Linked DNA regions of Mus musculus: regions 1, 2, 4, 5, 6 and 7 are each linked to region 3. Evidence: chromatin loops called from intact Hi-C (ENCODE). Cell type or tissue: left cerebral cortex. All regions are shown on one strand. Each heading gives the region's core, and the rest is flanking DNA. Links, peaks and the distances in the headings are about the cores only. Region 1 overlaps Fndc3a (fibronectin type III domain containing 3A). Region 2 has its middle 9.7 kb from the start of Gm35218. Region 3 has its middle 31 kb from the start of Gm41208. Region 4 overlaps Fndc3a (fibronectin type III domain containing 3A). Region 5 holds the start of Fndc3a (fibronectin type III domain containing 3A). Region 6 overlaps Fndc3a (fibronectin type III domain containing 3A). Region 7 has its middle 20 kb from the start of Gm41207.

Region 1 (4,492 bases), core at 378-4,377, 410 kb before region 3:
TCTTTTGAAAAACAGGGTGACTATGTATTGAGCCTCTGCTGGGGAGGCCTCCGAGTAAAAACTTAACAAAATATACTGGGAAACTATAAGACATTATCAGAATTGGTCCTATTAAATGTGGAATTCTGAGATCCTTAAAATCCCAAGGTCCCTCCAAAAACATGATGCAGATTACTACACATCAGAGTGAAGCAAGCATTGTTTATGATTCTGTGTATAAACACCTCAGAAGCTAGGGCAAGCTGGAAGTGCTAAAGCAAATATTGCAGATCCTCTACAGAGTCCTTCTAACCCTTCATCTGACAGGGTAATTAGCTCTTTCCCTTACTGTACCACTTACATTTGAGTTAAATATTTTTAAGTGTTGTGGATGATTTTGAGAAATGATAATAATTCTAGATTTTAAAGGCAATCATTAATGACTCTCGCCCTCTGCAGTGCTTGTCACATGGAAGCAAGGGTACACAGTCCTTACTTTGCATGGTAATCTGTGGCTGGTTTGAGATCATTTAAAGTGACACTTGTTTCTTCTCCTCTGAAAAAGGAAAAAAAAAAAAAAAGAATACATAATATAATTGGCAATAAGCCCTTTATCACAAACTGTTAACCCATGTAACATAGAAGAGCAGGACCAGAAAACACCTACATATAAACACTTCTGTATTTCCCTTCCTTCCCAGTGCTGGAAACCAGGACTTCATAATTGAAGAGCTCTGGTACAGCTGTCTCGTTCACTTCGCCGTTAATGAAGCTGGATGGTGGCGACCAGGTGAGCAGGACAGTCCTTGCCTGAATGTCTGAGGCCTAGGAAACAAAATGGCAACAGGTGAAAGCACTATGAATCAAATGCACATGCACAATGAGTAGTGAGCTCTCTGTGGGCACAGAACTGCACAAAGCAGTAGCAGCCTAAACTACCCCAAACAGCTCACAGCAGGATGCTCTATGTCCAGGGGAGATGAATTTGTTGTGAAGATGAAAGGCAGACAAAATAGAAAGATTGATGTGGTCCATTCCAGGCTGTACAGTGCCACATTAAACGATGGGTGAAAGTAACTTTTAAACTTATCTGAGCGTTCATTTTATATTCACCAAGTATATAACAGGAAGGAAATAAAATGGATTAAAAGAAAATGAACGAAGGGCATTAATGTTTCAAGGAGACAAACCACAAATGCACCACACATTAAAGACTGTAGGTGTAAGCACAGTTAAAAGGCAGCTGTTACAATGAGACACTGCTCTAACCACTAGACAGGAGAATATGAAAAAGCTAAGGATTAGTATGTTGAGGGTCCAGAGAAATGGGCATGTAGAATGAGAATAGGAATGTATGCTGTTACAGCCCTTGCTCAGGGCTATTTGGGAAACAAGTAGTGTCTTCCTTCCTCCTTCCTTCCCTTATCCCTCCTCTGTCTCAGGGCTATTTGGGAAACAAGTAGTTTGTTCTACTTATTTACCTTCCTGTCTCTGTCTGTCTGTCTGTCTGTCTGTCTGTCTATGGTCAGCCTGTCTGTCTATCTATCTATCTATCTATCTATGGTCAGCCTATCTGTCTGTCTGTCTACCTATCTCAGGTCGGTCTATCTATCTATCTATCTATCTATGGTCAGCCTATCTGTCTGTCTGTCTGTCTGTCTGTCTGTCTACCTATCTCAGGTCTCACAATACAGGCAAGGCTAAACCAGAATGTGAGTTCCCAGCCTCAGCCTCCTCAGTTCTGGGATTATAAACCTGTATACTTCCATGCCAGACTGTATTTACTTTTAGATTTAAGAATTTCACTTCAGTATTTTCTTCTCTCAGGACACTACCCTACAAACTGCAAAAGTGCACAAGTACACTCACTTCAAGATGTTCACTGCAGCATGACTGATGGCAGCAAGCTGGAAACACAGGTGCTGGCCTCTAATACTGGTGCTGCCTCTTAAAGCATCCCTATTCATGTATTTAAAAAGAATGAGAAAAGAATGATAAAAGTTTCATTAATATATTGGTGATACCTAAGGGTATGGAAAAAAGAAAAGCTGGGTGGTAGTTTATAGTAGTTTGTTAAATACTAAGTGCTCAAAGACGCCTGAAATGTACTATACAAGTAAACTTACTGCTGCCTTTTGGTGTTTGTTTTCTGTTCATATGTAGAAGAGGAGTTGTAAGAGGAAAAAACACAAGAGGTTTTAATTGCTTTATACATGCACACTCTTATTGGATAATTCTGAGAAAGAGTATGTTTCTCTTATAGCAGTGGCCTAATGAAAGAGAAAGTGGTATAGGAATTAGACATAGTCTAAAGATTAGCACAGGAATGGGGCTGGCGAGATGGCTCTGAGGGTAAAGGCACTTGGTATGTAAGCTTTGTACCCCAAGTTTGTGACCAGAACCTACATAAATGTGGAAGGAGAGGCCTGACTTCACAGTACCCTTCGACTGTCACATGAGTATCAAGGCAAGCACACTTAGGAACGCATGGGATGAATACAATGTAAAAGATTATATATATATGTGTGTGTGTGTGTGTGTGTGTGTGTGTGTATACACATTAATTAATTAATTCATTTCATGTATATGAGTACACTGTCACTCTCTCAGGCACACCAGAAGAGGGCATCAGATCCCATTACATATGGTTCTGAGCCACTGGGAATTGAAACTCAGGACTTCTGAAAGAGCAGTCAGTGCTCCTAACCGCTGAGTCAACTCTCCAGTCCCTCATATATATTCTTATTGTTTCCAAATGTAAAATTAAACCACATCACAGCAAAAACAAGCCTAATTGTGAATATAACTTTCTTTTTGAAAGTTCTCCAAGCCTGAATAACTTCCAAATTGCATATTTTCTGCTTTTGTGAAGTTAGGGGAACACAAAAGTTTACTTACTGTAATGCTGTCATAAATTCTTCAATGGACTTAAAATGACTCTACATTAAACAGTGTCTATCTGGCTATTAGCTGGTAGATGGGACAGACTTTTGTTTTTGTTTAAACATAAGCACACTGTTCCTGTCACATGCATGTGTGTGCTCATGCACATCCCATTAGGTGTCTTGACCCCACAGAATGCCAAGGTCAACAGGACTAAGGAGGTGGTTATGGAGCTAGACTAACTGGCATTGATCGGCCTTCTGAAATCCATCTACCTATTAGGCCTGTGGTTCATTACTGCACTTCACAAAGACAGGCAGTAGGAAAGCATTAAGTAGGAAATCATGAGAAGAAAACTTGCTTGGCCAATACTGAATTCTTTCCTGCTTCTTTCACTGGACTCAACCCTAAGCTTAAGATGTTATATAGCCATGCACTTCTTATCAAAACTAAGAACAGCACTGGGAAGTACTGTTACCTAAACACTATTTATCTAAAGGAGAAGCCGAGCTCTGTTTCTAACTATCACCTACACAGACCTTTCCAGGACTATGTTCAGCTTGGCAAATACAGCTAAGAGAAATTTAGGGCAGACTCTTTTTGCAGCCCTTTGTTACAGAAAAATGTTTGCTCTCTACTTTTATTAAAAAGCTAGACTCTTATTCTTACATATATATCCAAATTAAGTAAGCCATTTGAGAAATGCTTACTTGGAGTGAGCAATAGAAAATCATCTGAGAAGTTCATTTCAAAAAGAATTTTTTGTTGTTGTTTTTGTAATATAAAACACAACGTCTTGTCATACACTTGGACCAGGTGTTCTGGAACTCAAGCTTCTCCTTGCCTAGGCCTCCCAGGTGCTGAGACTGTAGGCAGGCCCCATGCCACCACACCACCATGCCTACTGCTTTAACAGATCCTGAAGGGTTAGGAAAAATCTAATCTAGATCTCCTAAGGCAGGAGAGTAGGTGATTAATTCGGGAGTGATTTAACTCCTAAGTTTATACAGAAAACTAACTTTTAAGGAAAACCTGGTAATTTCACTCTCATAAGAACCAGGTAGGTGTGTGTGTGTGTGTGTGTATGTGTATACGCTCGAGAGCAAGCGAGCAAGGGTTACAGGAGACTAGTAGGCAGCTATGAAAGTCCTGAAAATACTAAGTGAGCAGAAATGACAACTGCAGCTTGGCAATTAACAAGAAAGAACGTAGTAGAAACAATGCTTTAGAAGGCTGTTTGTGTTATTGGGGCCAGGTAAATTATAAAAAGGTTATCTAAAAGAAACAAAAGTGGACCTACACACAACTACTCTAAAATTCGTGTGTGAGGAGTGATGTGCATGTGTCAGGGATAGGGCAGGGAAGCACAGGTCTCAAATATTCAGTCCTGCTAACTGCTGGAGAACTGAAGGTAAAGGAGGAGTCAGAGATGAGCCTGAAACTGCAGCTACTCAGATAACAAGTGTCCACTGGGCATGTATGAAAAGCACACATGGTCTCTCATTCTATGTCATTTTCATTTTAGACAAAAAAGACGGAAAGGTTTTGAAAGTAAGATAAACTATCTTTTAAGTATTGCTGGCAAAGCAACCCATTCAAGTGCTCCTTAGGATGTCTTTCAGCTAATTTA
Region 2 (4,492 bases), core at 241-4,240, 170 kb before region 3:
CTGTCTCAGAGAGAGAGGGGGGGGGAGGGAGGGAGAGAGGGAGGGAGAGAGGGAGGGAGGGAGGGAGGGAGGGAGGAAGGAAGGAAGGAAGGAAGGAAGGAAGGAAAGAAGGAAGGAAGGAAGGAAGGAAGGAAGGGGAAGAAAAGCAAGAAGAGAAGGATCCAGCCCTGAAGAGAGGACTAAAACATTTCCCCATAATGTTTTTATTATAGTCATACACATGTAAATATTTAGAGTGAAATATGTCTCATTCTCAGAAACTTTCTTATTTCTCTTCCTTGTCTGAATAGGTTTTACTTATCAAGAATGGCTGTAACAGGTAGCAAAATTCTATATACCATGATGTACTATCTGGGCTCATTCATAAACATACAACCCTATATTAAGACACAAATCTCCTCCACATCTAATCATTTTGGTAAGGGAGTATGCTGTTTTCAGAGAAACCAGATATTCTGTGCTTCTTTTCAAGTGACAAATGCAATTCTTACATTTTTTTAGTGTGTATATTTGTATGTATACAGGTACACATTTGTGTTTGTGTGTGTATAGGTACACATGTATGTTTGTGCACAGACATGTGAAGGCCAGAGTATAATCTTGGTGTTGTTCCTCAGAAACCATCTACTTTGGGTTGAGAGATGAGTTAGAGCCTGGGGGTTTCAATCAGGCTAGGCTAGCTGACAGTGACTCCCAAGGACCCTCCTGTCTCTGCCTTCCTAGACCTTAGATTACAAGTGTTGACCACCAGGCTTTTTAATTTATTTCTCATTTTTTATTTTGTTATGTTTTTGTGTGAGTTCTGGAGATTAAACTCTGGCCTTATATATACATGACAAACACTTTCCTGACTGAGCCATTATCCCGGGGCAAGAATCTTATTTTTTATATCATGTTGACTATATATTCTTTGGCAGATGGGTCATGTCCTTGCCTCTTTACTTTCTTGCAAGGGGCTCAGCAGCTTAAGCAGGCCTACCAGGACACTTCCACTTTTAATTAACCCAATCATGGGAGCATTATCACATAACATCCACTGGTCCTGCCCCTACTCAAGCTTGGGACTCGACAGGACCACCAAGCGAGAGACATCACTCATGGCACCTTCCTTTTCAGGATGATTATTGCAAATGCTGCCTGTCGTTTATCTCTGAGCACATAGTAGAATCTGATGACATATTTAAAACCACATCTCTCATTAGAGATCACTTTATCAAACTCATACTATCAGTCTTTTTCTTCCCCCTTTAATGTTCTCTGGATTCTTCTTTTAAAATCTAAAGTATTAAAGTGTTCTCTGTACTTCATACGGGATTCTCCAAAACTGAACACAGACTATACTAGCAAAAGCTAAGCGGATGCCTGTGTGGAACACATTTTAAACAACAGCTGCTAAATGGCGACCTGAAACGCCGAGGACACCTAAAGCTAAGTTAACACAAACAGCGAACTATCTCAGGATGCATCCAAGATAGTTATTTTTTTTTTTCTCTCTGTTTGCCCTATTTTGAGAACAATGATTTGTACAGGCAAATGTACTGCAATGAACTTAGAAAATGCTTGAAATCGAATTGCGAGACTGCAGGAAAACAGCCACCAAAGCAGCCTGATTTACCTCCCTAACATTGGTTGTCAGACGCTAACATCCAATTCATATCTGCTTTTTTTGTGGGTGGGGGAGTGCAGAATGTTACACAAATCACTTGCTGTCCATTGTACATGGAAATCCTAGAATCACTGATCACATTTTAATAAAAATAACAAACAGGCATTCTGTTCCTTATATTATTATTTTGTGAGTTTAACCCACACCCCCCAGCATTCAATTGTCTCTACGTACCCCACCAGAACCAACCTTCTGGCTGTAAAATTGAGGTTTCGGCTCTAAATGAGATGGCCGAGGCCGTTGCCATGCCCTGAGACCCCAGCGGCTCTTATATTGGACAGCAACACCGTCTGAACTTTCTCTTACAGCAGTGTGCTTGATTGATAGGCTGTTTTGAGAAGACAATGTCAGCGACCTTACTGTTCTGAGCCAAGCTCAGCTGGTGGCATGGTCTGACAACTTGAATATGTTTTTTAGCTGAAATGAGCAAGTGGCTGCAGTGGTCGCCACAGCAACGGAGTAGCTAGAACCCTCGGGAGCTCTTAGTGGAGGAATAAAGGCAGCTGCAAGGGAGGCTTCAGCCGGGATTAATGGTGACTTCAGGATTAGGAATCCTTTATGTTCTTTCTAGCAAGCATAGGTACAAACTGTGATTGTTCCTCACTACTAAACATTCTGACTTTTTTATGCAATATTTTCCTCTCCCGAATTTCATAAATGCTACATCAGTCTTCGTAACAGCTACCTGTTTAAGGGACGGGGAGAAAGAAGACAAAAACAAAAAGAAGGGGGAAAATTATGGGTTTTATCTAATTTCTGATCACATTTCTAATTTTTTTTTCCTTTATAATTACCCACCAGGAAACGTTTATTTCCGAAGTGAACGAAAGGAAAGTAAGACACCTGGAGGAGGAGGTGAGCAGGGGTGGAAAACACAGAACCCAAGAGAGTTGTTTCCCAGCCACGATCTGAGACTTAACCGTTTGCTTGTTGGTTGCATTGAGGGATCAGTCACATCCTCAACTCTCTTGTTGCCGAGGAGAGGCGACATCACACCTGCTACTTTAGTAAACGTGAATAACTTATACTTGATACACTAGAAATTGTGAGGTTCTTAGAACGGCATGAAAGGGGGCACGCCTGAGAAACAGACAGGAAGACCTAGATTTAGCGTTTTCTTTCTTTACTTAATTTTTTGAGAATTCCTTGCTGGGCGCTCTCATCATGGTCAGCCCCGCCACTCCTCCCACATCCACCCCTCCTTCCCTACCCACCCAACTTTGCATGCTTTCCCTTTCCTTTCCTTGTTTTTAGAAAACATTACTTCCAGGCTGTGCTGCCTACATAGTCTTGGATGTGCAGCCTTCTGCTGGAACAACTTGCCAGATGCACCACTCTTAAAGAGAACAGACTCTACATCCCCCAGCAACTACCAATTGCCAGTAGCTCCTTGGCTAGAGGTGGGACTTTGTACCCCGCTCTCCTTTCTATGCACAGTGTGACCTGGGCTGTGCATGCTGTCACGGCTGTTCTGAGGGCAGATGTAGAGCTGCCCTGTTGTGTTCAGAGGACAGTTTTATTGTACTCATCTGCCACTTCTGGCTTTTACAATATTTTGGCCCCATGAGCCTTGGGAGGTGAGAATGTGACACAAATGTCCCATTTAGGGCCAGATACTTCAGTCTCTTATCCTCTGTCGTTTGGCCCGGTGGATCTCTGTTTTAATCACTGTCTAACACACATAGAAGCTTCTCTGGGGATGAGAACTGAGAGGTGTATTTGTCTATGGGTATGACCATTAGGAGTTAATTTAATACTATATCTATTTAGCAGAATAATAGTAGTTTCTCCCCTGGAGTCTGTGAGCTATCTGGCTACAGGTTCTTAGTCCAACAACAGTGCCAAGGTATTTCATCTTGTGGGTCAGGTCTTAAGTCCAGTCAGAAAGTGTTTGGTTACTCCACTAATGTCCATGCCACTACTGTGTAAGTGTGTATGGCTTTCCTGGGACCTCTAGGTGCCTGGAGTTGTCTCTGGAGCTCTGTGCCCTGCCCAGGTCATGCGGCACCAGGTCTTCTCAGATATGGTCTATATTTCAATTTTGTATGTGATGGGTGCTTCACATGCACACACGGATGTGCACCCTACACATCCTTGGTACCCGCAGAAGCCAAAGAGAGGATCAGATGTCCTAGAACTGGAGTTATAGACAGTTGTGAGCCACTAGGTGGATGCTGAGAATCAAATCCCGGTCCTCTGGAAGAGCAGCAAGTGCTTTCAACCACTGAGGCATCTCTCTAACCCCTTACATTTCAGTGTGAGCTGCTACGAAGTCTAAGAACTCTAAAGTTGAACCCGAGTTTACAACTATGGGATGTTCTTAATTTTCTAGGGTTGGATAAAATTTTATTTACCATTTTTAAGGTTGCTTTTAGCTTTAAAAGATTTAGTCACATGGTATATAGGACTATATTTGTGTTATTTGTAACTACAAACCTTGCAAGTGAGAGGGGAGCCCAGGCTGTTATACGCATGCCAGAGAAACCTACTCTAAGGACCACTCTCGTTCTGTATATGAGCCTGTCTATTGGGCCATCCACATTTACCTACATTGCACACCATAGGCATGATGAGTGAAAGCAGGAGCCAAGCTGTGGTTCTAGTTTTGTTTCGTTTCGTTTCTTTTCTTTTCCTTTCTTTTCTTTTCTTTTCTTTTCTTTTCTTTTCTTTTCTCTTCTTCTCTTCTCTTCTTTTCTTTTCTTCTCTTGACAGTTGTAACATATCTTAGCTGAAGTTGGACCTTTCCAGTTATTAGTCCAATATTGAATATTGTAGATTTAAAAAACAAGTATGATTTGCTACTAGGCGAGAAGCAGGTTCAGTCGT
Region 3 (4,492 bases), core at 306-4,305:
TTCTCAGGGCCTGAACTCAAGTTCCCAGGCTTCGTGGCAGGCACGTTCCCCACTGCAGCCCACATCAATATTCTGAATTCCCAACAGTCATATCACTGAGTGGATAAAATTTACCTAATCATAAAGATAGGAGGATTCATTTCTATGTTAGAATAGTTAAGTGAAATGTTGTATCTATTTATGATTCCATATCTAAGTAGCCAATATTTTAAAGCCTTGGGGGTGGCAGAAATCAACACTGAAACAGGAGTTAGAGACTTCTGGCAATTAGTAACAATAAAATAGAAAGGGAGAGAGGGGGCGAGGGAGAGAGAGAGGGGGACAGGGAGAGAGGGGGGAGGGAGAGAGAGGGGGGAGGGAGAGAGAGGGGGAGAGGGAGAGAGAGAGAGGTGGACTGTAGCTCTCCCACTCCCCACAGGAATCCTCAACCACAACTCTAATCTAGGACAATACACCAAAAGGTTAACATGTGATAAAGCTGGGTGACAGAGAGCTGGCGTTTACCGTGCTATTTTATTCCCTCTGGCTTCCTAGAAGCAGAAAAATCTATCGACAATATTCATTTGAGACCTCTAGAGACACAGGAATGAAAATGTGCATTTTGCTTTGCCTTTGTAGGAAGCATGAGATGGGGGACAGAGGAGGGCACGGGGAGGGATCTCGGCAGAGGGCAAATGCTGGTTGCAATGAGACGAGCTTGCTGCAGGACTTTGTACCTGTAGAGGACTCTAAGCCATTGTTCTGAGCGTGGTGTTGACACTATAACACTGTATCCGTGTGGGTTTGGAAATGAGTGCATCCATGTTTGTGAAGGTTTGGAAGAGCTAGGGCAAGCTGGAGTCATGACATCACAGGAAAACAAATGGCCTGGAAGTTTATTGTGGCCAATGCAAACCTGTGTGGGCTGTCACCCTCTTAGGGGAAATTCTAGCTATTGCTTAGCACTGGAGGAAATACTGCAATGGTACCTGTGTGTGTGGTAGTGGTGGTCTGTGTGGGAGGGAGTCCTCTCTTCATGTCACCTTTATATACACAGGGACTTCCAGGTGAGCAGCCACAGGCCCCTGAGCAAGCTGAGAAGGTAATATCCCACACTGTTCTTTGAACAGCTTCAGCAACGGTAAGTGTATCCCAGACTTTTATCCTGTCTCAGAGCTCATGGGTCAGCTCCCAAGGGTTGTGACCTGAAGCCAGTACTTCAAGAGCCTGCTCCTGCTTTAAATACAAATTACATGGCTTGGAGTTCCCCTCCATCTTCCCTGAAAGCAAACAGAATGAAAAGATATCTAATCTAAGAATCTTTTCATTCATGAGCACCCTTTTGCACCTAGCACTGGGCAGAAATGAGGAGCCAGGGACAAAATAAGGGGTTGGAGGGTCAGCTTGGATCTTTGGGGAATGTCAGGTCAACAAACAGGTGAAGTGTCAGAAGAAAAGTACTTGGTGGTGATTCTTACAGCATCCTCTGGGTCTGAAGAGACCGTGTAGACCTCTGCCAGTATGTTTGGCACAGAAGCCAAAGTCTAGGTTGAATTGAAAGGGCAAATGTGTCATGGTGACTAGTGGCCAAGGGGGCACACACAAATCCTTGGAGTACAAGAAATTACAATGGCCCTCTTATTTTGAGGAGGCACCCTCAAGATAATAAAAGGGCACTGTTATTTATCCTCTGGTGCCCCCATCTTCTGTGCAACCTCGGCACTGGTAGCCTTCAGGCCAGCCCATAATGCTGCCCCACTGCAGCTTAATTAGAGCATCAAAACGTACAGGAGGAGATGAAGCAAAGAAGGCTGGGACACGTGCACAAATCCTGCTGACCACCTTGGATTTCTTCCTGTTACCATAGCTCTGGTAGACTGCAGAGATTTGAATCTTGGATATGGAATCGAACTCCAGCTTTAGGCAAGTTAATCTCTGAAAGCCTCCAATTCCCTGGTTGTCAAATGGGGATATGAATCACCGCTGCCAGGCAGTGGAGTTGGCAGGGTGAGAGAGACAGCGTGGAAGGCAGACAGGGTTCTGCAGAGTCAGTGCTTAAGGAAATGTTACCGCTGTTGTTCAGCTCTCCTGCGGTGCTATGCCCTCTGTCCTCTGCATATCATCAATAGTCACACTGCACTGACAGTCTCTTTCCCTAGTCGGTGTTATGAACAGAGAAAGTGTGATGAGTGCTATTTGCTTAGTTCTCCCTAGAAATTCTAACACCAGGTTATTGTTCCTTCCTACCCGCCCACCCATTACTAATTGCGAAACCCATCATGGTCACCGTAGGCTTTTGTGCACGGGAGAATCGTGACTATACGAGTCTTCTTTATCTAGGGACGTGATTTATCATAAAGACTTAAGTAGTTTATAAGCTTTTGTGTCTTCATTTGTCAGCAGCCCTAATTCTCTTATTTCCGTGGAAATTGCTCTCAGGCTTCCAGATCTGTCTTTCTGCTCTGGCCCCAGGGATGTTATATTTCACTGGCCGTTGAAATCAGTGCCTGTCATTTTCCAGGCTGACGCTGCTCACTGGGTGAGTCAGTTGTTTGGGTATGAACAGCAAAGCCTCGGATGCAGCTGCCAAAAGGGTGTGTTTGCCTTCACTTCCGGGGACTCTCTCTCAGCTGCCACCTAGTGGTGAGTTTTATGCCGGTAAAACATGGCTCGGGAGAAGCCATTCATAAACATTCCTGGTAATGAGACCCTCTGACGCTGGGAGTCATGCCAATGTCAGCGCGATAAATATTTATTCATCTTTGTAAATGACTCCACATGATTCGGAGATACTGGTGGCTGCTTTGGAAAGAAATTCCATGTTATCGTTCTCAAATAAGAATTGTAGAATTTTTCCAAATGTAGTAATAGTTCTTTTCTTCAAAATGTACCCCAGCAGAGAAAGAATTAGGCTGACACCAAGGGGGTGAGAGTATTGTTAATATTAGCTCAGCCTTTAGAATGTGCCAAACTCTAGTCTAAATAATTACACTATCCCATTTACTGCATTTCAGTCCTGACGTATCTGCAATAATATCAAAGTAATTATCTTTCTAGGCTGCTATCGTTGCTGTGGTTGTTATTCTGCAAGTGAGATAATTAAGGTTTAGAAGAGTCTAAAGTCATTTAACTGACAAGGGACAGGACTGGAATTCTAACCAAGCTACCTGACATCGGCATGTTCTTGACTCTTCCCATCATAATGGATGCTCTTTGCGTCTGTGTTCCTTCGTGATTCCAGCATCGGCTCATCTTCCAAACATCTATGAAGTCCCAGGATTGGCCCCATTGGTCCGATGTGATCTCTGCTGGCTGCCTTCCTTTTATGAAGGACTTATATACTCGAGGAGAGGACAAAGAAAAGCAAAACAAGAAGTTTTTGTGTGCGTTGATGCTACACTGAGATGAGCTCCTAGAGCTAAGAGTCATGTGGAGCAAACAGGTTTGATCCCCTGGAGAGGGGACCAATTATTCCTATGAGATAAATGGAAATTAGGAAGGCCCAAGAAAGAAAGGGGCTCTGTCAAGACCCTCCATGAAGAATAAGCAGCCCATAAGACATCCCAGGACCCAGAAGGTCATTCTGGGACACAAGTCACATGACTAACTAGCTTCAAGCCAAGACCAAGATGATGGTCTGTTTGGACACTGACTTTGTCTCAATTCCTAGAAGGATGATGGCTATCAACCCATTTTAAAGAGCACTGTTTTACAGGGGAGACTCCTGTAGAAGAGGTGAGGAAAAAATAAATTAATTAATTAATTAATTAATTTAATTAATTAATTAAAAAAGAAAAGGTGAAGAGCCTTTCTTCCCTTGGAGACCTAGAATATGCATGGAATGCTGTCCTGGACTATGGTGGGAAGTCTGGTTGGCTGTGTGTCATAGCTCTAGGCTCACCCATCCCTCAGAACCTCATAGTATCATGTGCATAACTTAAAACTGTAGAGGATGAATTACTGTCCCATTGGGTATAGACTAAGGGCTAGGGTCTCCTGCTGAATGTTGGTGGTATCTTCTAAACACAATGCAAAGGGACAGGAGTGGGGGAGGAATCTTTGTTAAAGTATCTGACTGGGCGGGGCACATTTTCATTCTCATCGCCCAGCTATCTCCCAATGTTACAGCTTCACTGATCCAAAAAGCCATTTTGCCAAATTATAAGAACCACGAAGACAGGCCCGCAGCACATACCTCACATTCTGCTGGCTGGTTACTTGATCATTTCTGTACTCTCTGCAAAGTACCAGCCTAACTGTCCAACTTCCTCCGGAACCTGAGGGCACTTTAAACTTCTTTGTTAGCCTTGCCAGCATTTCCCCTTTGATTCAGGTTGAAATAGTTAACCTAGAATTGGATCTCAGCCTGGTGAGAACTTCCTCTGAAGTTCATGTTATGTCTTTTAACCAAATCCCCCTTGTATCTCCTCAAAGAGAAATTCTCCTTCAATGGTCGTGGCATTCCTTCCTTTAAACATTTCTAGTAAGCTACTACAATGGGGAATCACTAAAT
Region 4 (4,492 bases), core at 253-4,252, 420 kb before region 3:
TGTTTGAATAATTTATGGTTTCTCCAGAGACAAAATTTCAAAGCAGCAAATCAGTTTCTAACTATTTCAATTTCTGCTAAATATAAATATCAAATATCATCCTAGGATTTACCTAAATATAGACTGTGAGTAAAATAACCTGTTAGAATATTCTGGTAAGTGTAACAATAGTCACCCAGGTTACAAAAAAACTACTCTTGCAGATTTGTCCACACATTTCACCAATGAGGGCAGGAAATGCTGATCCTGCTCCATGTGGTCCAAATTAACGAACAAACATGTACATATAAGCATTACCGCACTCTGCCCTCCGTCACTAATGCAGTAAACCCGTAAGCGGTAATAGCAGCCTGGAGTCAGCCGGTCACAAAGATGTTCCCTGGTAGTGCCACTGTAGATCATATCCCATTTGTTTCCTGAAAAGTGTAGAATTATGTACAATCAGCTCCGAAGTAATGGTTAACATTGTGGTATTCTGGAGAGGGTAGGCATCTCAGGCTTCACTAAGTTAAGTGTGTATGTAACTGCTCCACTATGTTCATAGCAGCCTTATTTATAATAGCCAGAAGCTGGAAAGAACCCAAATGTCCCTCAACAGAAGAATGGATACAGAAAATGTGGTACATTTACACAATGGAGTTCTACTCAGCTATTAAAAACAATGAATTTATGAAATTCTTAGGCAAATGGATGGATCTGGAGAATATTATCCTGAGTGAGGTAACCCAATCACAAAAGAACACACATGATATGCACTCACTGATAAGGGGATATTAGCCCAGAAATTTAGAATACCCAAGATAAAATTTGTAAAACACATGAAACTCAAGAAGAAGGAAGACCAAAGTGTGGATACTTCCTTCCTTCTTAGAATGGGGGACAAAATATCTATGGATGGAGTTATAGAGACGAAGTTCAGAGCAGAGTCTGAAGGAAAGACCATCCAGAGACTGCCCCACCTGGGGATCCATCCCATAAACCACCACCAAACCCAGACACTAGGCAGATGCCAACAAGAGCTTGCTGACTGGAGTCTGATATAGCTCTGCCAGTGCCTGGCAAATACAGAAGTGGATGCTCACTGTCATCCATTGGACGGAGCACAAGGTCCCCAATGAAGGAGCCAGAGAAATACCCAGGGAGCTGAAGCCCCATAGAAGGAACATCAATATGAACTAACCAGTACCCCTAGAGCTCCTTAGAACTATACCACCAATCAAAGAAAACACATGGTGGAACTTGTGGCTCTAGCTATATTTGTGCCAGAGGATGGCCTAGTCAGTCATCAATGGGAGATGCCCCAGTATAGGGGAATTCCAGGATCAGGAATGGGAGTGGGTGGGTTGGGGAACAGGGGGAGGGGAGAGGGTTTAGGGAATTTTCAGAGGGGAAACCAGGAAAGGGGGTAATATTTGAAATGCAAATAAAGAAAATATCTAATAAAAAAAGAAAAAAGAAATAAAAAACAAAAACAAAAAAAAGTGTGTATGTAACTTGTCAGAAACAATTCAAGCCTAACTTTATGTTTCCTGGAAAAGATTTAATTTTCTTTATGCACGTGGTCTACAACACAAATCTGAATGGCTTTGTTGAACTGAAATATCTCTGTACAATCTTTGGCTTAGACTGGTAATTTGTTTTTAATTAAGCATATTAAATGTGTCTCCTGGCCCAGTAATAACAAAGAATATAAAGGATCAGTATCATAACACATTTAATCATAATTTTAAGACCTTTCTTTGCAGTAAGCGTGCCTTTTATAGAAATAAAATCTGATGAACAGGTGACTCAAGCATAAAGTTCATATGTCATAAAAACCTTAATTAGGGCTAACCTCCAGAGACTAGTTTTCCTCTAGTACACATGGGTATAAGCCTTACTTAATAAACTACTCTTTAATAAAAACATTAAATATATAGTATCTAAAAATGAGTCTGGATATGCTAGGTTTAAACAATATAAACATGAAAAAAAGAATGAAAGAAAACATAATAGAGGCTGACATTTGACCCACTGTATTTCCAGAGGTCACTATCTGAAGTGCATCATAATGGGCATAATCATAGCTGCCACAAACACCCTCACCCCTGCCATCACCAAATCAAGGACAATTTGCAGCGCAGCAAAACTGTGTTTATGTCAGCAAACAGAACATGTCTATCAGCTGTACTGGCTATACTTACCATTAGAACCTTCTGCCATCTCCACCACGTACTTATTGATGGGTGCCCCTCCATTGTCTTTTGGTGGATCTATCACAAACAAAAGTGGTATTATGGAAATCCCAATAGACAGAATACAAAGACAGATAGTTATAGGGGGAAAAGAATTACCTGAAACAATTACTATTCACACATCCTTTGTCTACTCTGCTGTCAGCGTTTTTCAATTAATATATCAGTCTTCCTACTGAACCTACCCATATAAAGTTGACTCTAGGGGCTGGTGAGATGGCTCAGAGGGTAAGGGCACTGACTGCTCTTCCTAGAGGTACTGAGTTCAAATCCCAGCAACCACATGGAGGCTCACAACCACCCATAATGAGATCTGACGCCCTCTGCTGGCGTGTCTGAAGTCAGTTACAGCGAACTTATGTATAATAAAAAATAAATCTTAAAAACAAAACAAAACAAAAAACAGTTGAGTCTATAACAATTTTAGTGGCTGCACAACATTCCATTCATGTAGCTCCAAAGGGAACTTGAAGTTTGTACTTGTCATATGGTGACTTTTTCAACTGTCTCCAAGGCAGGATTGCCCATATGTAAGTGGGCAGATGTTCTGCAAATGTTCCATTTTGTTGTTGTTGACTTGAGAGCCAAGATGACGCAATGCTGCTGGCTCCATGTTGAGCAATCTCTCTTTCACAGGAAGCTGACCCTGTCTATCCTCTTACAGCAGCCTCCCTCCCACCCACCTAGTTCTTTTAGTGTCAAACCTAGTCAGTATCTGTGAGCACAGCTTTCCACAGATACTGTGTCCATCAACAGTATCCCTTTCTTCTGAACAACTCCTGTGAGTCTGCCTTTTGTCCCATAGGAAGGTGCTACAACATCTAACAACACACACGATGAGCCATTGTCTGCGCATGGCTTAAAATAACAATAATTTATCCATCTGGACATTTACATCCACAAAACAGGAACTTGAGTTTTGAACTAGTTGCTTATGGATTTTCTTCTTCTCTTCTAAGGATGAATGGGAAAAATTTCTAGCAACAGGTACAGTTTTATTTTCACAAGGCTGGTCTTAAAGAAAAGTTCATATTTAAATTATTTTTATCAAACACAAAATGAACATCTTACCCCAAGTAATTTTAAAGCCGTGCGAGTGTATCTTCCCTTTAACTGAAGGCTTCACAGGTACTCCTGGTTTATCAGGGCAGGTACTGAATTCCACCACTTCGCTAGGATTGCTTTTACCTTCTGAGTTATAAGCAATGACCTGAGAACACAAAGATCTAATGTTCATTACCTGATAACACATTGAATCAAGCAGTGAGCAAAACACAAGCTCAGTGAAATGACTAAACACTTTGAAACTGAGAAGTCCTCTCTGTTGGAGAACTGTGTGTCTTCACATTAAGTGTGCTTGTAATTGACAGCCCTAAGTTATTCCCAATAGTTTCCTCTGATGTAAAGAGTACAGCAGAAATGCCCTAGGCATATTATGGGAAAGTATCTGTGGTGAGATCTGAGGGCCCAGGGAGGAACCAGGTGAGTGAACTTGGAAGTCAACACCTTTCAAATGATTCCACTTCAGAAGTCTTTAAATCTGAACCACTGGTTCCTGGATTCCTAGCCAACAGAAGCTACAAGATAACAAATACTTATTTCCAGGAAGGAAAAAAATGAGATAGATTTTAACACAGAAATGAAAAAAAAAATTCAATCTGGGAGTCATTTTGATTTTAGAAATGATGCCCACATTTTCACCTTGTCATGAACTATGTAATTATGAATGAGAATTTTAGTAACTCCAGCATTCTAAGTAACAACTGGCCTGTGAGAACCTAGTCAAAGACAGTGCTCTGTCTGACTTTCTTGGGTCTTTGCATTGCTCTCACACATCCAGGTAACTTTCAGCATCCCACTATAATTTTAGGTTTGTTTCTACTAACTGTAATTATTAAATAATTCAAGTACTGGGCAAATTTAAGAGCCAAAATATATCCTAGAGTGATGCCATAGGAAGAAAGATGAGTTCCAGAACTTTCCATAGAAAAATTTCAATCCGTCACTACTGCCAACAAGCAAGTGCCACAAGGTTGAATTATAAAGTAAGGCATCACCACTTAGCACCATCAGTCACAACAAGAACAGACCCAGGCAAGGGTTGTCAATGGACATTAAAACAGGAGTGGAACCCTGGTACAGAATACAATGGGTACAAAGGGCAGAGAATGATTTTGCAGCTAAGAAACTGGTAAATACCACCTCCTTTGAGGGATTATGACTAACAGTATATGAAGAATCTTTCTAAGGCATGATGC
Region 5 (4,492 bases), core at 359-4,358, 280 kb before region 3:
TAAATATATATAATCTTTCTAATTACTAAGAAAACTAAAGCTAGAGATCAAAATGCTAAGCAAAACAAAACAGTAAGAAAGATAAAACACTATTTTCTCTCATATACAGAATTTTTAATTTTTAATCTCTGTATATGGCATAAAAGCATAAGTGTGACTGGGAGGGGTATTAAGTGAGAGGGAGGTGGGAGCAGGAGAGGGTAATGGAATATACAGAAATATGTGCACTCACCCCCCCACACTCACACACATATATATACATACACCCAGACACACACACACACACACACACACACACACACACACACACACACACACACAATGAAAGCAGAAAAGGCATTTGGGGGAAATGGAGACCCGCAATTAGCAAGGAAGAGGGTCCAAAGATGGTAGTGGGGAAGAAAAATGAGCCCAGTAAATGATACATATGCGTGAGAATGTCATGTCAAATTCTATTTTTTGTATGCTAACTAAAAATGGTGAAAACAAAACAAAGTGGTATATGGTTCTGTATTACTTTCATAGCCAAGTTCCTGCTGATGACAAGCAAACTTTCTTCTCCAGGGCTTCTTCCTACTTGACTCTTCACACCTCATGGGGCCTAGCTCCAACCTCTGCCTGATCTTCTTTTTCTTCACACTTGTCCTTGGATGCTCCAGAACCTCTCCTCTCACTACTACCTCCAACTCTGCCTGTCACTCTCTTTTGGAATGAGTTTTCCTCTGACACAGAAACTCTTCCTAAATTTCAAGTTGGACTCACTCCAAATGCCCAGACGGTTGTAGCCCTCCTTCACAGCACTTTCAGTCACAGTGGATGCTACACACTTTAAAGATATTGTGCTAAGTTTTTGTTAATGGTCTCCTTTGTTATTGTACACTTCTCAGATAATTTGTAAATTACTTGAAGGAACACATCCCACTGCTTTTGTATCCCTTACTTTAAATAAAAGCTCATCATTCTCTGAGTCTAAGCCATCTCCTCCCAAGCACTATCGTGCAGCAGCTATCTTGTGCAGAAAACTAGCCTAAAGCTTGGGAGTGGTTGATAGGGGATGGGGATCATCAGAAGATGAAACTCACAAAGAAGTTACTGGTAGCCCAGAGGCCGCATGGCAAATGTACACAGTATACATTAAGGCAAACAAAACCCAACCAGTTGGAGAGAAGGTTAAGGATACTGATATAAAAAGAACTCTGAAATAAAGACTAGAGGATTAAACAGGATAAACACTCACAATACATGTAAAAGAACAAAATGTGCCCTTTATCTCTGTGGGTCATCAATTTCTTTGTAATAAGGCACTCTTGATACACATGTTGTACCAAAGTGATCAACTAAAGTACTATAGGACTCAATGGACAGAATTCTAAAGCTGACTTTTTTTTAAACACTCAGAACTTATTTTAGTAATTCTTGTTTTAGAGATAGCATTTAACAACAAAAACCAACGAATTGCTTATCAATACCAGGCTAATAAACTTGGAAATCATATGCGCGTCCTTATATCATGAACCAAGACAAACCCAAAACTCATTTTCATGAAAAAAAAATGCAGTAAGAATGTTTTGCTTTGAAATACCTATTTTGTTTACATCATCAAATGATATTTTAACACTACAGGCAAAATATAAGATGAATAAGCCATATATATGCCAAAAATATAAATATTTTCAAGTAGAAATATTACATATGAGTCTAAGCTATGGCTGAACAAATCATAAATTAAATGTCTTTTACTGAAGTCAAGCTAAAAGACAATATCCATTACAATATTCTTTATTTTTCTCCTGTGTTTTCCAGAATCTCTCAGCCTACATCTCACTAGACAAGGAAAGCAGAGAATTTTTTTCTTCATTTGTATTCAATTTATAGAAATATAGAGATGTAAAAAGGAATCATTAAATGTATGGTAAAATAAATCATCTCTCAATTACATGAAGAGGAAATGATGACACATCACACACACACATACACACACACAAAATCTGTGTTTTCAAATGCACACCATTAATTTGGGAGAAGAAAATTCCCCTTACAATCATGCTTCCCTGAGGCTAGTGTTAATTAAGCATGAGTTTCTTTTTCCTGACCACTGGTGACGAGGATTCAGACAGAAGGGGAAAAGGAAAGAGTTAAGGCAGAGGCATACAGGTGGCCAAAGGGAAGCAGCCTGAGAGAAAAACGTCCCACTTAACCTACAAAGCAAGCCTGGAGAGGATCTATGAAGATAAAACAACACAGAGAAATTTAATATGAAAATGCTAAAATTTTTAAACGTAAAACCTAAACAAGATTTTTCTCCCTATCCCCTTATCTTCTCTCCTCCCTTCAGAGGATGTTATTAGTGGTAAATTACAAGAGGACTAAATTTTTTTAAAAACCCAACGAAAAGCCATGTTTTAAAAGACCTTATCATTGCTTTCCAATAGGCCCAACACCTGTCTCCATGGGTAACTGATCTCATTAGTTGAGAAAAAAAAAATCAATTTAAACAAGAAAATGTTAAGAAGGCAGGGGGGTCATCTCTCTGGAACATTTTTAGGTGACTTAAACAACATTTCCGAGATGACAAGAATTACACACTCCGCAAATACACACAAACTAAATATTTATCTAAACACGGGATATGAGCCAGAAATCTCAATTTGCTTCTGTCTGACATATGGCTCGGTTTTGACTGGCATATGTTTCGTACTGATACTGGCAAAAGCATAGTGATTCAAATATTACAGAAAAGCTTCAACTGCTCTTTCATTCTTACAACTCATCTTAGCCAAGAGGCTGAGAGGCGATGCTTATTTGCTTCTTACAACACGCACAAACTTGGGTTTCAAGAACTGAAACAGACCACAATAGGATGCAGCAACATCATTATGTGGCTCGGTGTTTTTTAAAGTCTACCCGTGAGCACTTCAAGATTATAATACAAAAAGAGGGAAAGCCTTGTCCGCCTGCCACTGTCAGTTAGTAGACGGACAGCCGAGAAGGTGCCCAAAGGAACTTACAGTCTCACTAAAATAAATAATCTCTAGCTCACCATCCTTAGCACCCTCAGCAATCTCTCTCTCTCTCTCCCTCCCTCTCTCTCTCTCTCTCTCTCTCTCTCTCTCTCTCTCTCTCACACACACACACACACACACACACACACGAATACCCCCCAATGCTTTTTATGAAAGGTGATAGTTTAATAAAACTACAATTACCTATCACACACGGTAAAAGCAGCAAGCGCTAGCGATCTGACGTCGAAATTACTCGCTCCTTTTCCTTCACCCAGCGCGTGCCGCCCTTTCCCAGAGTCGTGTCAAAAGTTCACCCACGCAGGCTGCCGAGCTGGGCGAGCACCGCAGCCTCCCTTCCTCCTCGCCACCGACCGAACAGGTGGTTGCCTTACCTGGGGAAGAGGAGCCGCCAGGCACCGGCTGCGGCGGCCGCCCGGGCGGCCAGGCAGGCGGGCGCAGACCCGAAGGGCGTGTTTTCGAGGATTTAACCCTCAGGTGCGCAGGCAGCGCTCCGCTGTCGCCGAGCCCCGGCAGGTGTCGCGCACGTCCCCGCCGCGTCCCGGGTCCGTCACCCCGCGGACGGCGCGGCCTCGCGTGGGGGCGTCGCCCGTCCGCCCGCCCTCCCCGACGGGCTCAGCCCTCCGGCGGCGCGGCCCGCAGCCCCAGCCTAACGGTTTCCCCGACGCGGGCTCCGGCGTCCCCCTGCCGGCTCTCACCTCCGAATCCCGCCGCTCCGAAGCGAAGGAAGGCGGATCCCCCACCCCGGGCGTCTCTCCTGCGAGGCTCCGGCTCGTCCTCTCACTCGCTTGGCGGTGGGCCGGGGCTCCCGCGGCCGCCGCTGCGCTGACTGCTGTGGAGGGGGGTTGTTGGGGAGGGGTGTTTCCCGGCAGTGACGGCGCCGCCGCCTCAGCCCCGCTCTTCGCTCCCTCTCCGCGTAGCTCCCGCTTTCTGTTTCACCCGAGGGACCGCGAATGCCGCCGCCGCCATGATTACTACGGAGCCGGGAGGAGGAGCCCGGAGTCGGCGCGCCCAGTGCGGCTGCGCGAGCCCCGCCGACGGCGCCCCCGGCCGCCTGGACCCGGAGCCCCCGCGCGCGCACACACACACACACACACACACACGAGCTCGAGCGCGCGCACCCGAACCCGCTCGCCCGCCGCCCCGCAAGCCGAGGCTTCCCGGGCCCGCAAGTGTGTGTGGCATGCGAGCTCCGGTGCCGCTCTCCCAGAGCCCGGGAACTGTGCGGATGATTGACGTATCCGGGGCCCCACACGCCATTCCGAATGCAGTTTAGAAAGCGCCCCCCACCCACCGCCCCCAGAGACGAACCGTGTCAGCCCCTCTCGGCAAGCCCCAGAACTTAGGATGCCGGCAGGTGCTTTTAGAGGCAAGCCCCGGACGGGGAAGCGCCCCGAAGTGGGCTCAGACCTTCCCACTCCCAGACGGTTAGAGCCCCGGCATTTTCTAGCACCCACGAAACAGATTTA
Region 6 (4,492 bases), core at 238-4,237, 380 kb before region 3:
CAACAAGCACTGAGCACAAAGAATCCCAGTAGTGGAAAACACTGAGCACCTCAGTTCTATAATTTAATTTCATTTGCCTGTGTATCTGACCTAGCTATACTTAATTCTTCAAATTGGCAATTATGGTACAGATGGCACTGATCTCAGTCTCAGGGCTGCAGGGAATGGCTACAGTGTAGACAGCAATGATATCCGTCAGTCCTCAGCGTTGCAGGAGGGGCTTCAGTGTGGATTACAGTGATCTCCTCATCTCCTCAGTCTCGGGCCTGCAGTCTTTTTTTCTTTTTCTTTTATTTTCTTTTTTTTTTCTTTTTTTTTTTTGAGACAGGGTTTCTCTATCCTGGAACTCACTTTGTAGACCAGGCTAGCCTCGAACTCAGAAATCTGTCTGCCTCTGCCTCTCAAGTGCTGGGATTAAAGGCGTGTGCCACCACCGCCCAGCTTCAGGCCTGCAGTCTTAAGTGCTCTTGTATAAGAGGCAGGTACAGCATCAAACATATGCAATCCAGCCTCTCAGGAGGCAGGAAGACTAAGTCTGAGGTCAGCCTGGGTTAGAAGGAGACATGGAAACAAATTCTATTCCCACAATGTGTCCAATTGATTACTGGAAGTACCTGAAGACAGTTCTATGAAACAAGGCTGGAAGCACTAGCCTGGCTTACTTAAAAAGTCAATCATCTAAAGAGCTCCATGGAAGCAATTTAACTTAGTTACACAATTTGCATATTCAAGGAGACAAAACACTAAAATTTCTTTTGGAATTTAGTGCCCAAAGGTAACTCTGAGTGGTGAATACTACCAATATTTTCTTCCCTCCTTTACAAATATAGTAAAATATTTAAAATGGATTTACTGAAGATACTCCTCTGGATAATATCCAGACCTTTCACAGCATATTTTCACCAGAATCAATGTCAAGGAAAGTACCTACCTACCTACCTACCTACCTATTAACTATCTACACATACACACACACACACACACACAGCGAAATAAAACACAAAACGCATACCTGTGGGGCATATCCAGGAGGCACATAAATAGGAGGCACGGAACCATTTGGGGACATCATTGGAACCTGAGCAGGACCTGAATGGGTTACAGAAATGATGCAATAATCCATCAGTGCTTAGGAAGGCGCAGAACAATATGATTACTTCACCTAAGCTGAACATTAAGCTAATAGTGGCTGTAATCTTATACGGTGGAAAGAAATGAACATTTCTGAGTTTTTATATACCATTTACTTTATGTTTTATGTAACACTTTAATATAAGTTATATATAATAACACATGTGAGTTTTTATGTAACATTTACTTTATGAAGTATATGTATTATCGTTAAGTACAGCTACAGTTCTCAAACTTGCTCAGTTTTTATACTTATGGTTATCACTTAAAACCTAAGATTTACAGGCTTTCCAACATAGTCAGTTTATAATCTCAAATCATTATTTACTGTACAAATACCCCACGTGACTCTAATGATTGTGCAACTAGGAAAATCAAACTGAACTTTGTATTTAAAAATAAAAATCAATTAGAAATAGAAAATGAACCCCCACCACCACCACACACACAAACTCAAAGGCAGAAGGGGGAGTAGTGAGAGGAGGAATAGTAAGGTCTTTGAGGGCTTCTTAAGGGTAAAGACTTGTACAGTGTAGAGGGGTCCTGTCTGTGGGCTAAGTACAGTTGGAGGAATGTACATGTGCATTCCTCTGAGAAAAGGTTGCTTTCCCTGAATATATTCTAAACAATGTGAACTTCATTTGCACTCTGTCTTTTACTTTTATGGTATCATCTTTCCAGATAACCTTTATAAATGTGATCTTATTCTCTCTTCAACTTTCTAAGAATAAAATAAGTACTCTTGAAGTTTTATTCTTTCTAGAACAAAACATCACTTGTTTTAAATAATTTTTTAGAAAAATATCTCATTTGGATCTTTTTTCTCCCAGTAACTTTAGACTGCAGTATTTCATTTGCTCCAGTTTATAATCATTTGAAAGATCAACAGATCTGGTAAAAAAAAATGTTGGGGAGTGGGGAATGACCTCTTTTACATGCAGAGAATCTGCTGGTGAAGTGAATGGTATCACTGGTCAGGGCCACTGTGACTGAAAGAAAAACAAGGAGGTCCCAGAAAATCCAGATTCCAGCTTTTCTAGGGAGGAGGAGGGGAGATCAGAGCTACCTGGGGCGATGGATGGGGGCCTTGAAGAAAGAGAACGGAAAACGTTAAGATACTGGGCTTCGAGAATAAAAGTACTAAATCATGGCAAATAAGGGGAACTGAAAAGAAAGGGGAGGGAGAAGAGGAAGAGAAGAAAGACAAGAGAGAAGCAGGAAGGGAGGAAACATTAAATAGCGAAAAGGAGGGAATGCAGAAGGGAAGAAGGTAGAGATGGAAGGACAGAGAGCAAGAACAGGCCGAGGTGGTTACTAGAAAGTAAGCAGAGCGAGTGCAGACTTCTGCAGTACACTGTGCCACCTACACACTTGTCCAAAAGAAACCTGGAAAATGCACGGAGCTGCAGTGCTCAGGCCTGGCCAGCAAGTGCTCTACAGCTAAGTAACAGCACAACCTCCAAGTAAATGAAGGTCTTCTGACTATTACCTTAAAACTATGTTTTACGTGAGTGTTTTGCCTTCATGTGTGCTTATCTATGTGTCTGGTGCCTGTGAAGGTCAGAAGAGAGTGTTGGATCTCCGGGACTGGAGTTATGGATGCTTGTGAGGCACCATGTGGATGCTAGAAACTGAACCCAGGTCTTCTGTAAGAGCAACAAGTGCTTTTAAGTCCTGAGTCACCCCTCCAGCCCCTCTAAGTATTATCTTAATCATAATTCATGAACACTAATACTATAAGCCACGTTTTAAATGTACTTTTTCTCTTCATAATCATTTAATCAAGCAACTAAATTTAACATTACCCATTTTCCGGAGAGAAAATGAGGCAGAGGGAACTTAACTTTGCTCAAGTGGTTCAGTTGGAATTTAAAAGCTAACAGTTTCATTTCTTAGGATATACATCACATGAACATTGAAATGCTTCTCACTGTCAGTAACTGCCATGAGTCATTAGATCTTGTCTTTAAGGAAATTAAGTCTACCTTTGTTTTTATTTCCTTGAAAAACATAACAGAAAGCAGGACCACAATTCTAAATTTAAGTAAATGCTACCTATTAATTTGCTAAACAGCATTTGTGAGATCCTCTTTAAAATCTCTATTTAGAAAGGCTTCATTCAAAATACATTTCTGCTCTCTGGAGAAAGGGGAACAGTTGTACACTAATGGTCACTTTATTCATTAACTAATTCACATAAACCAGTAAACTAGCCTTCTAAATTGTAAGATCCGCCCTAGATATTATTTATAAAATGTGGAAATTGGCTGAGAACTAGAGATTTTATTGAAAATTGCATTTGTTTACTTAGTCAAGGAAACTTTACTGAGCTCTATGTACTAAGCTTAGACTGCAGGCTCTTTGCACCCACTGCCATGCTGAACCTTGTGTCAAGTCATTAATGCCAGACAGAGATTGATGAAGATGATGTGGAAATGAAAGAAAGCAGACAGGCATCTTCAAAGCAGAACAACTAAACCCGGTGTTCTGTTTCTCTGTGGCTATTAGAGCAGTAACTTTCAGGCGATGCACCCACACTCCCATCTCAGCCTCCACAATGCTAGGATTACAGACATGTGCCACTGGACTCAGCTCACAGTTTACTTTGATAGCTGCTGGAACAAGTCATCATTTAGTTTCACAAAGGACTCCTTTATGACGTGATCACTTTGACTACTTAAGTAAATTTTCTAGTTCGGAGGCAGAAATGCCACACAGTTAGATTTTAAAAAGATAATTTATCAGTGCTATGTACATTTATCTAAAATAATGGTGGGATATATTCAACACTGAACACAAACCTGCCACACCCCCAATACATAGACAGTAAACACAAGTACTGATATTCAGATCCACAATGCTGGCAGCACCATGTTGCTTGTCCTGCATCAAACTCTAAACCCTGGACACTCACTGACACAATGCCTGACTACCTCTCAGGTCCAACAGTACTTTCTAACTCAGAAAGTTCTAGAAAATTAACTGCAAACTGTCTTAAATTTGTATGCAGCAAAGCAGACTGTGTCCAGGGAAGAAGCAAACCTGTTATAGGAGTACATAACATGTCCACCTGGCACAAGAAAGCTGTACCTGAACAACTGTAGCTACACCTAACAGCTCCTTCAGAATTGACAAGCTTTAGGCAAAAGCTACCCCAAAGCAGAGTGATTACATTACTGTTAAGGGCCTACTTATTTTTAAAATCTGCAAAAGTGGGTACAATTCTGTTTGTCATTTGCCTTAAATATGAAAAACTTCCCATCCCAATTCTTAAAGGTACCATCAATGATTTATACCTAGTTCATTTTACCTAACATAAACTAAACCTATCGTCTTTCTTAATCTACCATTCATATTCAAT
Region 7 (4,492 bases), core at 188-4,187, 94 kb before region 3:
GGCAGATGACCCAACGCAGCAGGGATGACTGCAACACAGTGTGGCAGAGCCTGGGGTCCCCAAACAACAAGGGATGTTTTCGTTAAAAAGCAAAATCCAAATTAGGTTTGGAATTTAGAAAATAGTAATATACTATTTTTGTTTCCTAGTTTTGACTAATATACCCTTAGGGAAAACCAAAACTGGATTAGGGGTATGTAGGAACTCTGTCATTTTCACAACTTTTCTGTGAATCTTAAATTGTTCCAAATAAAAACGAGTTTAGGAAGAAAAAAAAAACAGAAAAACTCTATGTCAGTGTGTGGTAATTTGTGGTGGATTATCAAGTGGTAAGTGACTTGTGGCATGTAGATTAGAGTGCTCTTTAGGAAGCCAGTGTGGAGAGACTTCTCAGAACAGTGACAGAAAGTGCCGTGGGAGATAGGCTGAGAAAACGAGCACCTCTCAGATGAGAGGGTCAGCAGGGATGAAAGGTGAGCCACGGGGGTTCTGGTCAGAGACTAATACAAATGAGCTCAAGAGAGACGTGGCCAGGCTGCTGCAGGAGGATGGAGACATCCGGTAAGGAGCAGCGCGGCTAGCAAGTCCGGAACAGGAACCTGAGAATGCGGGTGCAACATTGGGGGATTGTCTGAAAAGAAAGCCACAACAAAACCGTTCGGCTGGTTCCTCGGTCATGTTAGCCCCACACACCTCTTAAGCCTCAGACAGCCTCGAAGGCTGGTGTGAGATGAAAAGATTAGAAAGCCAAGCTGGACAGTTGGCATCCATTCTCTTCAAAATAAACCTTTAAACCCATTTCCAGCCAGAGGTATGGTTTGAAAAATATCTCTTAAGCCGGAGGTCACGGCTGCTTGTGGAAAAGATCGATGACCATACAGAATCATCCCATTTACTCTGTCACTTCTACATTCATAGGTCAAGCTGCTGAGCATTATTACATGAAGAAAAATGATGGACTGTCTAGCTCAGAGCTGAAGGAAGACAATGCCAAAAAAAAAAAAGAAGAAGTAGCTACTTTTCCATGGTTGGGCTTTGGTCTTGACTTGGCCTACAGCACCCTTTGTTACCTACAGCAGCCTTGACCATCTTTTGAAGCAACCAGAGGCCACTGACTCTGATTGTCACCACTTTGGTGCACACTCAGCACTATGTACCCTGTTGTTAAAAGTCTCAGTCAATAAAATGATTGCTTGTAACCACCAAGACCTGAATTCAGCTCCCAGAACCATGTACAAATCCAGGTGTGGTAGTGCGGACATGAAAACTCAACACTGGGGAAGCAGGTGGGGCCCTGGCACCAGCTGGCCAGCTGGCCTCCCGACTTAGTGAGTTCCAAGCCAATGAAAAAAAAGGTAATCAGTGTTCCTGAGGAATGACATGGGAGGTTATACTATGCTCTCCACTCTGTGCACACACACATACACACAGAGAGACACACATACACACATACACAAACACAAGAGAGACACACATACATGCACACACACACATACATGCATACACACACTATACACACACATACACACAGACACACACACATGCACACATACAGTCACACACATACACACAGGGACACATACATACAGACACATACACAAACATAAGAGAGACACACATAAATGCACACACACATAGATGCATACACACACTATACACACAGAGACACATACATGCACACATACAAACAGACACACACAAACATGTACACATACATGCACACACATACATACATGCACACACACACACACACACACACACACACACCGTACAATCCAGGTCATTTGTTGAATCTCATGACTTCCTTTTGATATCAAAGGGCATCAGCTCTAAAGCCTCTGGGATTATCATATATAATCAACATATATCATCATATATAATCAACAACCAGGAGTTGATTATAATATATATTATATAATATATAGAACATATATATATAAATCACACATATATAATCATATATACTATATATTATATTACAAGCATAATATAATATATAATCGATAGCCAAGTTCCTTGGTCCTTTTGGGGAAAGAAACTAAAACTCATTATCTTGAAATGTATGATATTTGTGTTATAGGCATGTCTATGCTCAGTTGGAAATAGCATTGGTTCCTCTGGATAGAGAAAGTCTAAGACATGATTTGGGCATTGTGAGTTGAAACATATGTTTTTAACCTAACACAAGGAGCTTGCGGCCGTCAGTGGTAAATCATGATTTTTTTTTTTCCAACAAGGGCATTGAAATCTCTCCTCCCAAGAAAGCAACTGCCTTTGGCCACTCTAAAGGACAGGGGGGGGGGGGGGAATGATTAAGCTTTTAGTCACAGTACCTTCCTCTGGCTCCAGGGAAGCAAGGCACACCTTTCCCTGAGGAGGTGACTAGGAGTAGAAAATGGTGGGCTTCCATGCACTCTAACATGGAAAAGAGGCTTCAACTCCGCTTTGTTCTTGGCTCTTAATTGAAAATAGCCAAACGGAAGCTAAAATTACCTCTCTTTCCCATCCCTGCTATGACTCAGAGCAACGTGTTACCAGAGAGGCCAAGAGAAGCACATCAGGCACTTAAACGGAGAGATCTTTCTGTGTCGTTTCCTGCAGTCTCCATCACACACCCACTTCCTGAAGATGCTCATGGCAGGAAGAATACATTTGTGTTCAAAGTTTAAGGATATAGTGCATTATGTCAGGAAGGAGATGGCAACAGGAGCTTGAGGTGACTGGTCTCATTGGATCTGCTGTAAGGAAGCTGAGAGAAATGAATGCTGGCACCCAGCTCTTTCTCTCTCGCTTGCTCTCTCTCTCTCTCTCTCTCTCTCTCTCTCTCCAGTCCAGGACCCCAATCCATGGAATGGCGCTCTCCACATTTAGGGGTCTTCCCATTTCAACCCAACCTAGAGGCTCCCTAACAGGCCCGCACAGAGCTGTTAACATGGAGATTCTAAATCCCATTAGGCTGACAATCAAGATTTAACACATCACAAAACAGACAACTGAAGCCAAGGCACAGGGGGAAGCCAGTCAGGAAGTGTTTTAGAGAAGAAACCTCAAGATGGACTGACAGACACATCCCCACATGAAAGGTGTCAGAGAGAATGGGAAACCAGAAAGCAAGCTCCCATTGCTCGGTAAGGGCAGTAGGAGCTCAGGTGACTAGCTGGCTCTTTGTTATTGTCTTACACAGTGGACAGATGGAAGTGGGCAAAACAAAGCCAACGTTTGTGAAGAAAGGAGAGATTTATTATTTCTAATGACGTTGAGATGTTTTTAAAAGCCACTTAACTACGCAAGATGGAGGCCTAGGTATCTTTCCCTAAAAGAATTTCAATATAGTAGAAGGAAGAAGAGCCCAACTTGAATGGTTTAAAGAGAGTACATACATTAGGACTGAAGACAGTAACCACAGATAAGTCCTGTGATCATGTCCAAACTGTTGGATACTTCTGCATGCTTTGAATCTTAAATCCATCTATATATTAGTTTTATATTAAATTTTTGTAATTAAAATATAATTAGATTACTTCCTTTCTTCCCTTTCCTTCCTTCAGTCCTAACTATGCCCCCTCCTTCAATCCTTCCCATGTTTTCCTCACTCCTTTTCAAATTGATCCTCTCTTTATGATTATTAGTTTCATATATGTATGCATAAATATATAAACACAACCTCTCAAGTCAGAAGAAGAAGACAAAGAAGAGGAGGAGGAAGAGGAAGAAGAAAAGAGGAAGGAGGAGGAGGAAGAGGAGGAGAAGAAAGAGAAGGAGAAGGAGAAGGAGAAGGAGAAGGAGAAGGAGAAGGAGAAGGAGAAGGAGAAGGAGAAGGAGAAGGAGAAGGAGAAGGAGAAGGAGAAAGAAGGAGCTCAAAAGAAGATTTAAGGCAGAAACTTCCCAGTCATGCTTGCATGCTAATGACATGGTAGTCCAGGAAAATGGAACCACTGGTGTGATCCATGTCTCTGTTTGCTTTACCCCCTCACACCACCAGCTACAAAAGATTCAGTTTGACTTTCCAGCCAGCTCCTTTTCTATAAATGTTATAGTGTAGGGATCATGCCATTCACTGGAGGGAAGGTGGGAACCTTTGTTTTTTTTAAGATACATAAAGGCAAGGGTTTCAGAGCCATCTTTATTTCAGTTGTACATACTCCCTGTCTTAGTCAGGGTTTCTATTCCTGCACAAACATCATGACCAAGAAGCAAGTTGGGGAGGAAAGGGTTTATTCGGCTTACACTTCCATACTGCTGTTCATCACCAAAGGAAGTCAGGACTGGAACTCAAGCAGGTCAGGAAGCAGGAGCTGATGCAGAGGCCATGGAGGGATGTTCTTTACTGGCTTGCCTCCCCTGGCTTGCTCAGCCTGCTCTCTTATAGAACCCAAGACTACCAGCCCAGAGATGGTCCCACCCACAATGGGCCCTCCCCCTTGATCACTAATTGAGAAAATGCCTTACAGTTGGATCTCATGGAGGCATTTCCTCAACTGAAGCTCCTTTC

Evidence for each region. A loop is a pair of places that touch in the nucleus more often than their neighbours do. Peaks named below come from ENCODE experiments on the same cell type or tissue, not always from the same donor. Only the 100,000 strongest peaks of a DNase experiment are listed, where the experiment ranks them.
Region 1: it touches region 3 in a loop (2.5-fold over the local background); 10 of 42 quality-filtered maps call a loop at or near these places.
Region 2: a loop joins it to region 3, with 1.9 times the contacts of the local background. A loop is called at or near these places in 3 of 42 quality-filtered maps.
Region 4: it touches region 3 in a loop (2.6-fold over the local background); 9 of 42 quality-filtered maps call a loop at or near these places.
Region 5: a loop joins it to region 3, with 7 times the contacts of the local background. A loop is called at or near these places in 22 of 42 quality-filtered maps.
Region 6: a loop joins it to region 3, with 2.9 times the contacts of the local background. A loop is called at or near these places in 3 of 42 quality-filtered maps.
Region 7: it touches region 3 in a loop (2.0-fold over the local background); 5 of 42 quality-filtered maps call a loop at or near these places.

What each region holds. Positions count from the first base shown.
Region 1 is chr14:72,573,877-72,578,368 of GRCm38, forward strand. Fndc3a (fibronectin type III domain containing 3A) reads right to left here. Exons shown (of 26, transcript NM_207636.2): 8 at 647-804; 9 at 476-535. Among named protein-coding and RNA genes, the nearest start is that of Gm30500, 84 kb to the left of the region's middle. In left cerebral cortex, for the core only: a CTCF peak has its summit at 2,602 (motif pointing right); a DNase peak (open chromatin) is centred at 2,626.
Region 2 is chr14:72,814,998-72,819,489 of GRCm38, forward strand. No RefSeq gene overlaps it. Among named protein-coding and RNA genes, the nearest start is that of Gm35218, 9.7 kb to the left of the region's middle. In left cerebral cortex, for the core only: no CTCF peak of the experiment used is centred there; DNase peaks (open chromatin) are centred at 2,136, 2,655 and 2,964; H3K4me3 peaks cover 436 bases.
Region 3 is chr14:72,981,085-72,985,576 of GRCm38, forward strand. No RefSeq gene overlaps it. Among named protein-coding and RNA genes, the nearest start is that of Gm41208, 31 kb to the right of the region's middle. In left cerebral cortex, for the core only: a CTCF peak has its summit at 2,627 (motif pointing left); DNase peaks (open chromatin) are centred at 2,035 and 2,571; H3K4me3 peaks cover 638 bases; H3K27ac peaks cover 375 bases.
Region 4 is chr14:72,561,301-72,565,792 of GRCm38, forward strand. Fndc3a (fibronectin type III domain containing 3A) reads right to left here. Exons shown (of 26, transcript NM_207636.2): 15 at 3,306-3,444; 16 at 2,184-2,252; 17 at 298-416. Among named protein-coding and RNA genes, the nearest start is that of Gm30500, 72 kb to the left of the region's middle. In left cerebral cortex, for the core only: a CTCF peak has its summit at 2,585 (motif pointing left); no DNase peak of the experiment used is centred there.
Region 5 is chr14:72,705,997-72,710,488 of GRCm38, forward strand. Fndc3a (fibronectin type III domain containing 3A) reads right to left here and starts at 4,007. Exons shown (of 26, transcript NM_207636.2): 1 at 3,722-4,007. In left cerebral cortex, for the core only: no CTCF peak of the experiment used is centred there; DNase peaks (open chromatin) are centred at 723, 2,787, 3,455 and 4,042; H3K4me3 peaks cover 2,185 bases; H3K27ac peaks cover 1,001 bases.
Region 6 is chr14:72,598,054-72,602,545 of GRCm38, forward strand. Fndc3a (fibronectin type III domain containing 3A) reads right to left here. Exons shown (of 26, transcript NM_207636.2): 4 at 1,013-1,089. Among named protein-coding and RNA genes, the nearest start is that of Gm30500, 110 kb to the left of the region's middle. In left cerebral cortex, for the core only: a CTCF peak has its summit at 2,543; a DNase peak (open chromatin) is centred at 2,548; H3K4me3 peaks cover 1,058 bases; H3K27ac peaks cover 201 bases.
Region 7 is chr14:72,887,325-72,891,816 of GRCm38, forward strand. No RefSeq gene overlaps it. Among named protein-coding and RNA genes, the nearest start is that of Gm41207, 20 kb to the left of the region's middle. In left cerebral cortex, for the core only: no CTCF peak of the experiment used is centred there; a DNase peak (open chromatin) is centred at 2,575.